Linked DNA regions of Homo sapiens: region 1 is linked to region 2. A link is a contact called in ENCODE Hi-C or POLR2A ChIA-PET data. All regions are on one chromosome and are shown on one strand. The core of a region is the stretch at or near the end of the contact, and the rest is flanking DNA. Distances in the headings are between cores, read along the strand shown. Region 1 overlaps FARS2 (phenylalanyl-tRNA synthetase 2, mitochondrial). Region 2 overlaps LYRM4 (LYR motif containing 4).

Region 1 (5,590 bases), core at 232-2,731, 130 kb after region 2:
TTATTCTCTGGTTGTTGACCTCCAGGGTCTGGTTAGTTACCTATGTCACTAAGAAAAAGGTCAAGGGTTATAGAAATGAGGCACTTACTTTTCTGATGCCTTAACTTAGTTTGCAACATCCTGGGAGTTTGAAATAAGATGGTAGCAAAGTTTGGGCATAGTGGCATGCACCTGTAGTCCCAGCTGCTTGGGAGCCTGAGGCAGGAGGATCCTTTGAGCCTAGGAGTTTGAGGCTGCAGTGAGCTGTGATCGTGCCACTGTACTGTAGCCTGGGTGATAGAATGAGACCCTGTCTCTAAAAGAACAAAGAAGATGGCAGCAAAGTAACGGCAAGTTCTCTTTCAAAGCCTAGCCCACTGTTTTGCAGAAGGTGTTCTGCCAGCCCCATTCTTATCTCCAACCCACCTACCCCATCTCCTGGATCAAAGCCAAAATCATTTCTAAGGGAAGCAATTGTGAAATCATTCCCTTCTATCAAGAGCAGTTTGCATTGTCTCCATGCAGAAAGTGTGCAGTTTAATATATTAGGGTGGGTTGCGGAGTGGCAACTAATATCAAACAATTTTTTTTTAAACTAACATTCTAGTTTTATTGAAAATGAGTCCAGCCTGCTGGGTGACAGAGTAAGATGCTATCTCACACACACATACACACACACACACACACACACACACACACACACACACACACACAAAGAAAATGGGGCTAAATTGGTGGACCCCACACAAGTAAGGGTTATGTCAGATGATTTTGGTGAACCATCCTTCATGTTGGGAATTCACTCAATAAAACAGATTAAGAAGACTTGGTCCCTACCCTCTTAAGAACTTACAAGGAGCTCCTTATGTTGTTGGTCATTTATCTTCTTAGCCATGCACTTTTCCAGTTACCAGTCATGCCCACCTACCCTCTTTGTCACTTACAGACTCCAGGTGACAGTCTTCCCACATATTGGAACACTTCTACTTCAGAACTTTCCTCTAGAGCTCTGCTCCCCTAAGTTTGGTCCTAGGAACAGCAGAATCTCAGGCGCCATCCAAACCTGTGTTGTTGTGTTGTTTAACAAGACCTCTAGGTGACTTCTGTCTGCAAAACATGTTAAGATTCAGATTTTATTTCAGTAGGGCTTGGTGGGGACTGAGATTCTAACAGGCTTCCAGGCAGTGCCCATGTCGGTCTGTGCACCACGTGGTAGATAGCAAGGCTTTGCTGTCCAGAGAGATTACATCTCCCTTGTGTCAGAGAGTCGCAAAGCTGCTTGGGTTATCGGATGACATGGGATGACATAGGCTAATCAAGTACCTCTGGCCTTGGGGAGTTGAAGTTAAAAAAAAATGTGCCTGGTTATTATGTGCTAGCACAGTTCTCAGAGCTTTACTTGCACACTGAATCCTCTCCTCAATCTTAGGAGGTGGACACTATTACTATCTTTTACAGATGGGGAGATGAGGCACAGAGAAGTTAAGTAGCTTGAGCAAAGTCACATGAACTAATGAGTGAAAGAGCAGGGCTGTGAACCAGGCAGTGTGGCTTCGGTACCAAGGTATGAAATTACTGTGCACTTCCTGACTGTGTGGGGGGCTATAACTGTTGGCAGGGAGAGTCGGCTCACGGTGCAGAAATGAGAGTGTTTTGGTTTGGGCAGTGGAGTGGTTCCAGAAGGCACGCTGAGTTCAGGACTGAGATCAGCATAAGGAGGGCTGAGCAACAGAGAGCGGGACTGTGTGGTTCATGTTCGATGGACAGGGTTAGTGGAGGAAGAAGACACACAGGGTGCCAGCTGCTGAGGAACGAGAGTAAATATAGCAAACTTTTATTAAGCATTCATAAGTGTCAGATACTGGGGTTTACATTTGTTGTTTCATTTGACCCTTATAATGATCCTGTGGTGCAGGTACAAATCTTTTAGAGAAGGAAACCGAAGTTCAAGAGAGTAATTCTCCCAAGATCATACAGGGAGAAGAGTAGCTTAACTTGAATTTTAAGTCAGTGCCGTCTGATTTCACAACCTGTATGTGAAGCTTCTTTGCCCTGCTGCTTCCCTGGCAGGGACTCAGTGGGGAAGTGAAGGTATAGAGGAGAGAAAAGAACTTGAGCATTGACACTAGGGTATAAAGAGGTGCCTGGACATAGAGATGAAGGGCAAGAATGCAAGAGCAGCACCTGGGACTGACTGGTTGAAGCTGGACTGGAGATCTCTGAGATTTTCCTGAGTGGGACTGGTGCCTGGACTGGCACAGGGCTGAAGCTGCACGTGGGGCTAAATGGCCCCAAGGTGAAGTCGGTTGCCATCTGCTGGTTGAGGCTTGTTAGGGCTGAGCGCACACCTTTACCTCCTGTGTCTTCATCCTTGTGTCAGCTCGGGAGAGCCGCTCCTGCCCTCCCTCTGAGCCTGCCCTCCCCACGACTCTGTTTCTTAGACAAATGTGTTTGCGGCCACGCTGGCTGCTCCCCAAGCCCCCTGCTTCTCTGAAAGTGAAAAGTTGCTTCTGCTTGCCTTCCTCCATCTTTGTGATTATTGCATTTCTTGCCACAGACATTTCTCATTGCTCCCAATGTGAAAATCTGGGCTTGTGACTTTAACCAAATGATTGTACAGCCCCATGTGACCTCAAATAAATTTTTTAAATGGATAACTAAGCTGACAGTATGTGAAGTGCGCCCGGGGAATTCTCTGCCTCGGGATGCTCGTAATGAGGGGAATTGACTGGGGTTAGCAGATGGACACTGCTCATTTTTTGGCAATCATTGACCAAGTACGCAACACCTCCAGGTGGCTCTCCGTGGACTGCTCTGTGTGGCTCAGCCCATGATGCCTGTGCGTCCGTAGAATGCTAATGGTCCCTCTTCCTCCCTGAGTAACATAGCAGGCTGCATGGTCTGGTGTGGCTCTGTATCCTTGAGATCAAAGCATGCATATCATTTTTAAATAAAAGATTATCTTTTAATTATAGAGGCATCATAGCAGTATTACAAAAAGCTTAGAAATAAAGAAGGGAAAGCACCCACATTTACCACCCTAAAACATGGTAATCAGTTTTTAAACAATTGTTCAGTGGCTTTTCATAGTTGTATCAGTTGTTTTGTATGTGCGTTTCCCCTTATCACTGTATAATCCCCATAGTTACCATTTGAATGGCTGTATCATATTCTGTTGTGATGCCACATCATTAATTATTTAACTCTGTTGTTGACATGTGCGTTACTTCCAACTTTTTACAGTTACTAATAACAGTTAAAGGTATACATTTGTACATGTAGCTATTTTCATATTTTGAATTAGTCTCTTATGATAGAGTCTCAGACATGGCATTACTGGGTCAAAGAGTATGAACATTTTTATGGCTTCTAAAACGTATTGGCAGATTGCTTTCCAGAAGAGTGGAGGCAATTCACAATGCCACCACAAAGGCATTCGTTTCCCAGATGGCCAACTTGGTTAGGGATGCAGCCTCTCACAGTACATGAGAAGCTGTGTTTATGTTTGTGTTTGTGTTTGTGTGTGTAAAAAACTTGTTGGCGCGTTTGTGTATTGATTTAAGCCCAGGGACACCATGCATTGCCTTTGTTAATAGGAATGTACTAGGTGTCTAAGGATAACATAATGGTCATCCATTAGTATTTAAAATAGATGTGTGCTTGATATGGATTAAAGCAAGGGTATAGGTGTTTCCTCTTTCCCTAGAATTCGGACTTTTAAAAAGATTGGCAAAGGTGAGTTGACAAGAGTGTTCAGCCAGTGTGACTAGGTTCTTAGTGGCTCCCTTCTTTTTGGGAATACCTAGTGATTTGGAGGCGAAGGTGGAAGTCAAAGGAGCTTGGTAGGAGCAGTAGTGGGAGGGCACTGGAAGTAGCTGGGCATGCGCTCAGAAGAGTGCCTATTGTGGACTGCACAAAGCACCTCACCTCACCTGGTGAGGACAGTCTTTTGGGTGCTGAATGGAGTGCTTGTGTGGAGAAGGATTTTGAGGTCACACCTAGGCTCAGTGGGAAAGATACTGTGATTAATTAGCAATTTGTTCTAGATCTTTGTCATTGCAGTTTTCTTCAATTTGTTATCCAGTTGGATTATAAACATTACATGCCTTCATGTAGGAACTGTACCTTTTAAAATTACAATTTTCTACCCATTTCCTAAAATGTCTAGCACATTGTATTGTATATGATGTACGTGTATGGTAGTTTTGTGTCTGCTGATTGAATGAATGAGGGAAAATACTACTTTATCCTCATAGTCCCAGGCATTTTATCAAAGCCTTGTGTTGAAGTAGTGGGATCCCACAGTTTGCCTGCCCACATGTGAAACCTCCAGCAGACCTCACAGGGATAAAGGAAAGGAAATTTCAACTGAGAAACTTAGGGAAAGTAATGCCAGCAGAGACCTTTGACTCATTTATATAACCACCCAAAACATTGAATGAGACCTCCTTGTTTTATAGAGGAATCAATTCAGACAAAGAAGAGCAAATAGCTTCCCCACGATCACACAGATGGTGGGTGACTGGGGACCCCAAGTTGGGTCCTGATTCCTGGTCCAGTGTCCTTTCCTCTACACCTTGTTGGGAGAACTTGGCGTACTTGTTTTGCTTGCCCCTCTCCCACTATAGCCCCTACAAGTGTGTATTTGGAGTTTTCTTTGCTGTCTGACCATGCTTGTCCTCCCATGTAACTGGATTAGGAATGAGTTTAGAGATTGTGGCCTTGAGGCAGTAGTCAGATGGGGGTATGAAGATTTATACTGAGTGCCAAGAGACAGTGCCGGATCAAAATTCAATTCTATTCAAACTTACAGCTTTGCCTTATCTCCAGTTTGGAATATAACCTTTTTTTCATTTTAAAGGGAGAACATATAATGGTAGATGTGGTACATGATTTGAGTGTGTATTTGATACAATTGTGATCCTAATAAAACTGCCATTCTGATCCATATGCCTAGGGTAGAGGTTTAAGGTTGTTAAGGGAGCATGAACTTTGAGCTTCTTGATTTATCTTGTGTGACTGAAATCTAAACGTCAGTATTGCATCAACTCCGGGGTTGTTTTTCCTCCTTTCTTTCCAGAACCCCTCACCCCCAATCTGATGAGCACATTTGGTTGTGTAGTTGAGATTCTGAAGCTAAATGCATTAATAGTGAGGGAAGTATTCACAGTGAATGTCGAATGAAATGACTGAGGAGACAAAGCAGGAAAGAGAATTAACAGTCTACTGGTTCTTTTAACAGCCATGTGATGGCTGCCCTGGGAATTGAATGATTTGTAGATGACTGGATCCTGCTCATTCCATGGTGGCTTGAGGCCCCTTGAAATTGATGTGAACCTCGTAAGCTGTCAGCAGTTACAGCTACTGGGTAATCAGGTTTGGAATTTATGAGTATTTACATTTCAGAGGGCCTTTACTATGTTTCTGGAATTTTGGATTAGAAATGCTTGTCCTTGATATAACAGTATTTTATGCACGCTGCTGGAGTGTTTAAGCCCCTTCACATTCCCAGTGTGTCCCAGTATGTAAGCCACTTTCTTTCTGGGAGAGCAAAAAGATGATATACTTAATCCTACTTTTGGATTAGTGGACAGGATGATTTTTCTCTGCT
Region 2 (5,338 bases), core at 26-2,525:
TGATTGAGTACTATATGCTAATCACCTTTCATAAAACAGTCCATTGCTCTGAGTGTACGGCTCATGTTTAAATATGTATGCAGAAGAGAAATCCATTTGATAAAAAGATATGTCCTGAATTAATGCGGTGGGTTTTAAAATATAGCCGTAACCTGCTTTAAGGCAGGTTAGACATAGAGTTGCTTTCAATAGGAAGCTGTGCTGGAGACAACAGGCAGATTCCTGGCAGTATGGGTTGCTGTGGTATGAAAAGATCTGTGAAGTGACACTGGAAACTATAGACTGGGGGGCTTTGTTTCGAGGCCTGGGGTAAATGCAGGTCCAAGGAGGAAGCTTCCATTTTGTCCTGAGCCCCAGGATTCTGTGAGAACTGCAACCCAGTGTGCAAAGTGCAGAAAGCTGCCTCCTCTTCGCTCTCTCAGTTCTCTTTTGTTGTCAGACCTGATGTTTTCCTTAGTAGATTCTCTGGAAACATTCTCTGTTTTTTTTTAAGTTAGGGCAAAGAAAAAATAAAGAGTCTTTCACAATCAGCTGTTGGTGTTTAGAGCTTACAACGCATTTTGCAGTGAATGCTCTACAGAGTATCAAAAAATTCATTAAAATTTCACCTGCACAGAGAAAACACAACTAATTTTACCCCTACAGGGCATCAGCTGTGTTACTAAGGACAGTGTCACCTTTAAAGTCAATTCCTGTGGTTGAAATGAGGACTATATGCATCTGTCCTGCTTCCGGCTCCAACCAGAAGTGGTAATGAGGAGAGACAGACGGATGCACAATGATAGTCTTCACAAAAGCTCGAGTTTCAAAATGAAAGGGGAGAGTACTCAGCGCGTCGCATCCTGTTTGGTGTCACTAGGACCTTTCTTCTCAGAGGAAGGAGGCTATTTATAAACTTAATGGTTACTTCAAGGAGGGCAGGCAGAAAAATAAATCTTTAGCTTCAGATTTCTTAAATCTTCTCTTGGTCACTGTTTATTTTGTCTAATTTTCTATAACTTTTATTTAGTCTTTACACTTATAATTGGTAACTGGAAGGTCCCCAATACTAAATTAAGGTGTGTATATATAAACATATATTATCCCCCCTCTCTTTTGAACAGATGTTGTCATGCTTAGGACAAGTTTAAATTCTAACAAACGTCGAGAAAGGCTGAGAATATAAAAGATAAGCAAGGCTTAACGTCAAAATTGAAGCTCTCTTTCAGTTTTATACAGCTAATCATTAAAGTTCTGCTCCTCAGCCAATTCAGCTTAGACACATCACACACGTAATTAATGCACAAAATGCTGCCATTCATGTGCAGATGAAGGAAGGATGCGGTCTATTTATTGAGCGCCTAGATTCTCAGTTACAAGAATTCTTTGCAAATATGATTTAAAGTAAGTAGTATTTAAAGAAGCAATGGCATTCCAGACCCCAATGTGGAAATTTCTGGGGATAAACATAAATGTGCAATCTTAAATAATGCCTTGTTTTATGAGTTCTGGGTCTTTCAAAGAGGGGCTCAGAGCCAGTGCATAGACAAGAGCATAAACCCAGATCTCATGGTATGCTTTTAAAACATTATGAAGCAATATTTCAATATCTAATTTCACATTAAAATGGGAAATCTGGAAACACAAGGACTTCATTCCCACCTCCGTTTGGAACAGCTGTCCTTTAAAACGTAGAGGCCTTCTAGTCAGCCACAGCGCCCTCCACTGGCACTTCTACACATGCCAGCCTCATCCTTCACTTTCCTGCTCGACCTGTGGATTCAAGAGGGAATAGGACACAGGTGGAGTTCTAGGCCCTTATCCTTGAACTGGATTGAGGAAGGGATGGGAGAGGAGAATTAAAGAAGAAAATCAGGAAAAACCATTTCCTGAGGTTTCCAGGATAAAGGGCCAGTGGAATACTAAGGAGAGGGGGCCTGTGGTGGTTTTAAAACAGGGTCACACATTTTGTGACACCCCTGCCATTGAGAATCGGGGGTCTATGTTCCCACACTTTGAATCTGAGCCTGTGACTCCTTTGACCAAAAAAATATGGCAGAAATGAAACTACATATTTCCAAGGCTGTTTCACAAAAGGCCACACAGCTCTGCTCTGTCCTCCAGAACACTCTCCTCTGCAGTTCTGCCCACCAAGTAGGAAGTCGCACTGCTCTGAGGCTACCACGATGTGAGGAAGCCCCGGCCACACAGACATTCTGCTCTACAGCTGCTGCTGATCCTGGCCTAGGCACCAGACCTGTCTCCGGGTGATTCCAAACCCCAGCCATTTGAGTACACCCAGTGTTACAGTCTTCCCAGCTATGGCTGATAGCATGTGCACTATCAGCATTCCCGGCCCAGATAATCTGTGAGTTATAACAAAAATGGTGGTTGTATTACGCTATTAATTTTTTTTTTTTTTTGAGACAGAGTCTCGCTCTATTGCCCAGGCTGGAGTGCAGTGGCGTGATCTCAGCTCACTGTAACCTCTGCCTCCCGGGTTCAAACTATACTTCTGCCTCAGCCTCCCAAGTGGCTGGGACTACAAGCATGTGCCACCATGCCTGGCTAATTTTTGTATTTTTAGTAGAGATGGGGTTTCACCATATTAGCCAGGCTGGTCTTGAACTCCTGACCTCATGATCCACCCGCCTCAGCCTCCCAAAGTGCTGGGATTACAGGCATGAGCCACCGTGCCTGGCCTACGCTATTAAATTTTAAGGTGGTAGAAACAGATTGTTGGTATACTAAGGCCTACGGAATACTAAGAAATTATCTGAAATGGCTTCTTTGGTGCTACCAGTGATACTGTCTGTTAGCCTTTGCTGGGTTCTAAGCTTTACCTGAGATAATCAAATTGAGTACTCACCTGTCTGCTGTCCGTTCCTCCCCTCCTCAGGAACCAATGGGAAGGAGGTTTCCTGGGCAGTTTTCATAGACTGCACCCTGATGAGCAGTGTGGTTTAGAAATAAGTCTTGGCTGTTACTGAGGCCTGAAGCACTGAAGGAAGTGTGCTTATGTTATGATCTGACAGAGTTACCTTTGAAAATGAAGTTTCGGTCTTCATCTTGAACACAAGGATAATGACAGCTGATTATCTGTTTCTTTCACAGTGGTTAAAAGTTTTGGTGAATGTGTATCTCAGATTTCTAAAAGTGTGAGTATATAATTTCATCTACAATGGCATGAGGCAGAAGTATAAGTTCTGAAAGCTCCTGTACATTTCCCCAAGCTTCCCATCACATAATTACAAATGAGTAGTGTTGTCCACAGGAAGATACTTGTTTTAATACTCCAAATAACTTATTTCAGTAGCACACATTTTGATTAGGATTGTTGACTGTTTGAAAATATCTCAATAGATCCCCTACTGTGTAAATGTCATACATGTGCACAAAACTTGAGAATGCCAATAGGAAGGGAAAATATGGAAAAGTGCGAATACAGTTGCACCATCGACAGCTGCCAGAGGACTCTCAAGGCCTCCTGTGTCTTCCCCGTGTGTTTAAAAGAACTCTGCTCTTAACAGGTGTGACCACTGCTGAAATCACAGGTGAGCGTAGAAGATTCTCTGCTACTTAATATCTTCTTAAGGCTGTCCTCAAATGCCACAGTCCTCTTACAGACTGAACAAAGAAGTTTTCCTAGTAATGCAGTAACAGTTAGGGATAAGCATGTCCTTGGAGGAGTACTGCACCCAAACATTTTAATCGCTTGGAACTCAGTCATCTGACTGGAAAGCCTACCCAGCTCTCCGGGATGACCCCTTCCTAGGCACTGCCTGCCTCTCTAGGGGGCACCATTCAGTGAGACACAAGCTCTTGGTGTCAACACAATGATCATTCAGGTGACCATTGTTGAATTGACCTCTAGACCCAGTCTCCCACGTTGCCTTGTTAGGACATGCTGTTTCTGTCCTGCCGCTCTGGCTTGAGGAATCTTTCATTTATGTATTTTCTTTAATCCTTTTAGCTACAGCTGTCAAATGTATCCTTACGGCACCAGGTTATTTCCGTGACTAATAAAAAAATCCAACTAGAGTCACAAGATGCTGTGACTTGTTATCTTCTCTGAAGAGTTTGAGGGGCTCGAGGACAAGTTATCACACATAGCAGTGTCTGTTTCATACTCTTACAAACAGGTCAGATGCATTTATACAGGGATGAGAAGTGATTCTCAGGAAATAAAGATTTCTTTCCAAGAACATACTAGGCCTCACGCGCTCCTCAACACTGCCAACTTGGGGGATAATGCATTCTGGGGATGACGTCTTTGTTTAAAACATTTCTGAAAGCCACTGCTCACCCTGGGCTCTCACTATACCCACATATGCCACTATTTTTTTTTTAACTAAGTATTTAATTACTTGTGAGAATGTCTGTCTTCCCCTAAGAGTGTCACCAGCTTAAGAGCAGTGACTAAAATTGTCTTTTCATCTTATATCCCTGGTGTCTAGCAGAACACCTGGCAACATAGTAGGCACTCAATATTTATTGAATCACACATACTTTGTTTTGTATATTGTCTGTGTTGGCAGTTGCATCCTTTGAGGGTAGATTTTTTTGGTAACAGTCAAAAGTCATTCAGAGTCAAGTATGAAGAAAGAGGCCACTATACTACTCAATTTTCTTATGTGTATCATAAACTAAAACTGAAGGCCATTCTGAAAAGGAAGTTTATTGGAATAAACAGACAGACCCTCTAAGGCAAATAATTTGAAAGCTAACACCTGGATGTAGGAATTCTCACATGGTTCTTAAAAAAATTGTTTAGGGATTCATAACTCTTTTTTTTTTTTTTTAATTAAGCTTCTAAAAGTAAACTACTTTCTGCAGTAGTGGGTGGAGCGGGGAATGAAAAATACAGAAATAGGCCAGGTGCAGTGGCTCACACCTGTAATCCCAGCATTTTGGGAGGCCGAGGCAGGTGGATTAGCTGAGGTCAGGAGTTTGAGACCAGCCTGACCAACATGGTGAAACCCTGTCTCTATAAAAACACAAAAATTAGCCGGGCCTGCACCTGTAATCCCAGCTACTCCAGAGGCTGAGGCAGAAGAATCGCTTGAACCCGGGAGGCGGAGGTGGCAGTGAGCTGAGATCACGCCATTGCACTCCAGCCTGGGCGACAGAGTGAGACTCTGTCTCAAAAAAAAAAAAAAAAAAAAAAAAAAAAAGAGTTTCCTCTGATTGTACCTCACTGCTACAAAGCGTTGAAATACAGTGAGTTCCTTTTAAGGAAAGAAGTTTACTGGCAGTTTGAATCCACCGTTTCAAAAGCTGAATAAAGCATATATTTTTACATGCCTTTGTCAGATTAGAAAATGATCTATAGGCCATGCACTTGCTGCTTTTCTTCTCA

What was found. A loop is a pair of places that touch in the nucleus more often than their neighbours do. ChIA-PET counts read pairs that join two places held with the same protein, here RNA polymerase II (POLR2A). Pooled maps may share reads with other maps.
Region 1: a loop to region 2 is called in a map with no recorded cell type, with 8 times the contacts of the local background. The contact joins two enhancer-like sites. A Hi-C loop is called at or near these places in 10 of 37 single-sample maps with no recorded cell type and 11 of 50 pooled maps. POLR2A ChIA-PET finds 5 or more read pairs at or near these places in 5 of 52 experiments (WTC11, activated CD4-positive, alpha-beta T cell, activated CD4-positive, alpha-beta memory T cell and 1 more).

What each region holds. Positions count from the first base shown.
Region 1 is chr6:5,301,155-5,306,744 of GRCh38, forward strand. The region is part of intron 1 of FARS2 (phenylalanyl-tRNA synthetase 2, mitochondrial); the gene reads left to right. Among named protein-coding and RNA genes, the nearest start is that of FARS2, 42 kb to the left of the region's middle. RefSeq lists enhancers at 1,073-1,132, 1,082-1,376. Within about 2 kb of position 1,482, at least 4 of the 41 ENCODE cell types and tissues checked have a DNase peak (open chromatin) inside an H3K27ac peak, as active enhancers do.
Region 2 is chr6:5,173,681-5,179,018 of GRCh38, forward strand. All of the region lies in intron 2 of LYRM4 (LYR motif containing 4), which reads right to left. The region is part of intron 3 of LYRM4-AS1 (LYRM4 antisense RNA 1); the gene reads left to right. Among named protein-coding and RNA genes, the nearest start is that of MIR3691, 28 kb to the left of the region's middle. Within about 2 kb of position 1,276, at least 9 of the 41 ENCODE cell types and tissues checked have a DNase peak (open chromatin) inside an H3K27ac peak, as active enhancers do.